2 separate regions of the Mus musculus genome follow, and region 2 is linked to region 1. Evidence: chromatin loops called from intact Hi-C (ENCODE). Cell type or tissue: gastrocnemius. All regions are shown on one strand.

Region 1 (2,500 bases):
CAGACCACCAACATCCACATGAAAGCCTGGCAGGCCTGACAGCCACCTGCAGCTCCAACTCAAGAGGTGGAGACAGCAGATCTCTCAGGTGAGTTACACTCCCTCAGTGTGTTCCAGGTTCAGCCAGAGAGCCTGCCTCAAGAAGTAGAGAGCAGTTGGGGAAGACGCCCAGCACCAACCTCCATCCTCACACACATGTGAGCACTCACAAACATACAGAGATAGAGATTAATAAGGGGGAAGCCGAAATAAAGGAGTTGTGTTATGGGGCTAGGGAGGTGGCTCCGTAGTTTAGAACAGAGGGTCAGAGTTCAATTCCCAGGACCCATGCTGGGTCAGTCACAACTCCAACTTCAGGGCACCCAGCTTTGTAGGCACCAGCGCTTACCTGTACATCCACACACACAGTTCACACATATGTACTTAACTTTAAAAATTAAATCTTTAAGCTGTCCACTGGTGGCACATGCCTTTAATCCCAGCACTTGGAAGGCAGAGGCAGGTGGATCTCTGTGAGTTCAAGGACAGCCTGGTATACAGAGTGACTTCCAGGACAGCCTAGGTTGCACAGAGAAACTGTGTCTCAAATCAAAAACAAACAAATCTTAAAAACAAAAACAAAAATGAAGTCAATCCATGACGTTTATTGTGGCTGTTTCTCATAATCATGTGTTGATATAATTTTTTAAGGTTTATGTAATTTTTTAAAAAAATACCATGTGTATATGTGCATTGTGCATGAGATAGAGTGGACGTGTATGTTTGTGTGTGTGCATGTTGTATAGATGGAGACTAGAGAACAAGTGTGGGCGGTTGTTCTTCTTTGCTCACATTTTGGTGGGTTCCAGGGATGCATGGTTAAGATACATACTCACTGTGAGGAAACAGATGGTTCCGCGTGCTTCAGGGCTGTCAGCATGGTAGTGCTGACTTAGTTCATCTGTAGTGCTGATTGGTTTCTTTAGCCTTTCCTTTCTCCTAGTCAGTGCCCCAATTTTGGAGAAGGTTGTCTGTCCATAAGAAATGGTGACATGGGTCCATGTGGATGTGGAAGGCATGACTCTGGGTTGCGTGCCAGTGTCTGGCAACAGCTGCTCACTGCATCAGTGGCTTATGCAAGCACTGGGAAGAGAAGGAAGTCAGGAAGAGGTCAGTGCCGAGAGCAGGTCAGAAAGAGGCCTTCCACAGATAGACGGGGCATTCTTCACAAACCTGTGGGTGTAGGAAAGGGAGAGGAGAAAGCTGCCTGCTGCACTGGAGAGAGAATGGAAGGACACGAGCTTTCTACACAGGACTTTGTCTGGGATGGAGGGACTATTTGGGGAGCTGCAGAAGCTGAGTTGACCTGGGACTCCGTCAGCATCCAAAGCAGAGTTCACGCCACATTGTCCATCCAGCTAAAGCGGATGGCTCTGTGGCAGCTCTGGCCTGAGCATCGGGCTTGAGGGTCTAGAAGTGCATTCGTTAGGAAGCCAACCACCGAAGGAGAGATATAACCAAACCTTTGTACCCTGAGGATTATAGTGGAGTGGGTCTTCAGTAAAACAGATCTCCACTAGGTTGGGAGATGGAGCAGCGTCCCTCAGCCTCTGTGTACTGTTTACAGTCTGGCTGGGAGCTGGGGCTGGGCTGGGGCTTTGGAGAGCCGAGCTCTCGAGGCTCTGGACTGGTGCCCACTTCATCTAGAAAAGCAAGCAGCTTAGGCATAGTGAAAGCTCTAGACACTTGGAAAGAGCCACAGATGAAATAGGTCACCTCGTCACTAGATGTGCAAGGACTGGCTGTGACAGTTCCCAGGGTAGTGTCTGAGAGCTTATTTGGAGGTTGAGTTTGACTTTCTCAGGATTCTTTCAGCCCTGAGAGTCTATGCATCTCTGCTCTTCAGAAGCAGTGGAGCTGGGTCATGGCCAGCTGGCCCAGCATTTGGGAGGTAGAGGCGGGAAGACCAGAAGGTTAAGTACAGCCTTGACTATATAGTGAGTTTAAAGCCAGCCCAAACTAAGTGAGAACTTGTCTTTAAAGAGAAAAGAAAAAAAGAAAGAAAAAAATTCTTAAAACAACAACAAAAACCTAACAAATGGAAGGAAGGAAGGAAGGAAGGAAGGAAGGAAGGAAGGAAGGAAGGAAAGGGGAAAGAAGGGGAAGGGAAAAGGGAAACGGGAAAAGGGAAAAAAGTTAAGTTAGAAGTAGCTCAGGGAAAGCCCTAGGAGAGATCACAGGCTTCCTGAGGACGCAGAGTGAGCAGAGCCTCTGACTGCACCAGAACCTGCCATGCACACACGTGGCTGCCTTTGCACCCTGGAAAAACCCAGTGCAGTTGGGCAGCACACAGCTCTGTGTAGAGGGATGGAGGAGGAGTGTCCTTCCCAAGTCTGGCTGGGCTGCTGCACATGCTGTTTGACTTATTTCTATAGCCTGCCAAGGTAGTAGAAAGATTCCAGGCACTGAAACCTCAGAGTAAAGTGGGAAAGAGGCCAGGGAAAAAACCTAGGAGATTGCT
Region 2 (2,500 bases), 48 kb before region 1:
GATGCAGAAAATCTAGGGGTGCAGTGGGAACAGGCCTTCCTTGGTTTCCAAGTACCCTTCTCTGGAAGGTATGGCTCCCCACCTTCCTGTCCTGGCCACATCAAACACGGATTCCATTGGGAAATTGCATGCATTTAAGGCTGGATTCCCAGTTCTTTTGCGCCAGGCCAGCATCCCTGTGGAGGAGTAGAAACTATAATTATCTTCCCGTCTGGGGTAAGCCCTAGGTTGACATCTCCCAGGTGACCCCAATGCACCCGGAGCGCAGTTCCTTGGCTGCTTAGGCGCGCGGTGCAGGCAGTCCCTGCGGGTCCCTGGGTCCTCTGAGACCCTTATCCGGGAAGACCGGTCCCCAATCTCCAACTCCAGGACGCGCGGCGGCGTTGCCATAACAACCGGCGCGCGCAGCCTCAGCGGAGGAAGTGACGAGAGTGGGTTGGCTGTTGTTGGGACACGTGACCAGGGTAGTGTTTTGACAGGGCAAACAGTGAGAGAAAGAGTAAAGAGCGAGCGAGCGAGGCGGGCAGGCAGCGGGGACGGTGGATGCGCGGGCGCAGCGTCTCGGCGTCTCGGCGTCTCGGCGGCCGCGGGGTAGATGCGCGCTGCGCTCGGGGAGGCGTGGCTCGGAGCACGGAGTGTGATGTGAGCGGCCGGGCGGCCGCAGAGAGCAGTGCCGGGAGGAGGAGCGAGGGGTCCCGGAGGGCGGCGAGCGGGCGGGCCATGGGAGCCGTTCCCGGGTGGGTTGAGCCACGCGTGGGTCGGCGCGGCTGAGGACATGCCCAGACTCTGCTGCTGACCGGCTCCGGCTGGAACCCGGCTACTGAAGCCTCGGAGGGGCTAGCCAGAGGGGATCCCCCGCAGGTGAGGCCCGGGGGGCTGCGGGGGCTGCTGCGCCCGAGCCCCTGCGGGGGTGCCTCGGTGCCCAGAGGCTACTGGACCGAGGGCTGCCTTAGCTCCTGTGGCCCGACTCTTCCTCCTCTGTGCCTGTACCTCCAGGGCATAAATAGATCCTGCTGGTGCTTCCGAGACGCTGTGTCAGAGGAGGACACCTTGGCCTGGAGAGCCCAGGGGCGGGGAACAGGGGTGCTAGGCCCGAGGACGCCGGGGGAGGCGGTGCGCAGACTTGAGCTGCTTTTTTTCGCCTTTCCTTCAGACCTGCCCAGGGTTCTGTCACCGCAGGTCTGCACCAGGAAGAGGCCCAACTTAGTAGTTTTCTTGCAAGATCCGGGGGAATTAAGACCCGTCTTTCTTTTTCTTTCTTATTTTTTTTTTTTTATGTTTATTTTGCTCTCTTAGCGTTTGGAAAACGAAGCAGAAGCCGTTGAGTCAGCCGTGTGCCGGTTGGAAGAACCCACACCTGTGTTTTACAGCACTTTGGGTGGAAATTGGATGCCAAAATGAAGCCAGACCGAGGTAAATGATTTATTTAAGTAGAGCTTGAGTTGTGTTTTGTTTCTCTGTCTCCTTCGGTGTTAACCTAATTTTCCGCAGGATCAACCATTCCTGTGTCAGACGTGACGAACTGTCTCTCTGAAGATACCAGACGCTGAGGGGAAAAAAAAGATGGACTTATGGAGTAGGTGGTTAAAGTCAGATGGGAAGGACCTGTTCTTAGAGAGTGTTTAGCAGGATGAAGGGGTCAAAGGAAGTGTTTGTTAGTGGCCACAGGCTTAGTATCCTTTTTAGTTGCAGTTCTTCAATTTTTTTAGGTGAAGTCAATCCAACTTCAGAAAAGTTTGTCAACTTTTGAAACTTGAGTTTGAACTTGATAAAAAGTAATATTTGTAGCCATTTGCATTTCATTCGCTGTTTGTTTGGGGTTTTTTTGGTGTGTTTTGTTTGTTTGTTGTTTGTTTTATAGATAGGGTTTTGTCAAGTTGTCTAGGCTGGCACAGGTCTTACCATGTAACCCAGGTAGGCCCAGAAGTCCCTAAGGATCCTTTTGCCTTCACCTGAAAAGCAGCATTACAGGCAATGTACCACTGTGGCCCCTCATTAGTTTTATGCTCTAAGGGAATTCCAATTGTTTTCAGAGTTCCCCAGCTTGAGTCTGTTATAGACAACTAGGGCCCAACTTTTCATTCTAAATCTGTATTTTCTACAGGTTTCAGATCTAAACCCTGAGGCTCTTTGTAGCCTTGGCTGTCCTGGAGTTCTGTTTGTAGTCAAGACTGACCTTGAACACACAGATCTGTCTGCCTCTGACTCCCAAGTGCAGTGATCAAAGCCTCGGGCTGTTAAGCCCGGTTCTAAGCCCATATTTTCAAGACTTAGAGAAGAATGTACATATCTTATTCCTCTCCCAACCCTGGCATGTGTTTTGATTGAAAAACAAAGGTTGTCACAAGCCCAGGAGATGGCTCAGTGGGTAAAGGTGCCACCAAGCCTGATCTGAGTTCGAACCCTAGAACCTACAAGATCCGAGAGAATCGACTGCTGAAAGTTGACCTCTGACCTCAGCCCATGCACATTTGCACACAGTGTACACAGAGACCCAATA

Evidence for each region. Peaks named below come from ENCODE experiments on the same cell type or tissue, not always from the same donor. Only the 100,000 strongest peaks of a DNase experiment are listed, where the experiment ranks them.
Region 2: a loop joins it to region 1, with 2.2 times the contacts of the local background. A loop is called at or near these places in 8 of 42 quality-filtered maps.

What each region holds. Positions count from the first base shown.
Region 1 is chr9:75,000,118-75,002,617 of GRCm38, forward strand. The region is part of intron 2 of Fam214a (family with sequence similarity 214, member A); the gene reads left to right. Among named protein-coding and RNA genes, the nearest start is that of Gm51280, 35 kb to the left of the region's middle. In gastrocnemius, no CTCF peak of the experiment used is centred here; DNase peaks (open chromatin) are centred at 1,061, 1,662 and 1,883; H3K4me3 peaks cover 762 bases; H3K27ac peaks cover 1,784 bases.
Region 2 is chr9:74,952,418-74,954,917 of GRCm38, forward strand. It overlaps Fam214a (family with sequence similarity 214, member A), which reads left to right and starts at 636. Exons shown (of 13, transcript NM_001113283.1): 1 at 636-861; 2 at 1,297-1,413. The coding sequence starts at 1,398. In gastrocnemius, a CTCF peak has its summit at 1,107; DNase peaks (open chromatin) are centred at 503 and 1,021; H3K4me3 peaks cover 2,500 bases; H3K27ac peaks cover 2,500 bases.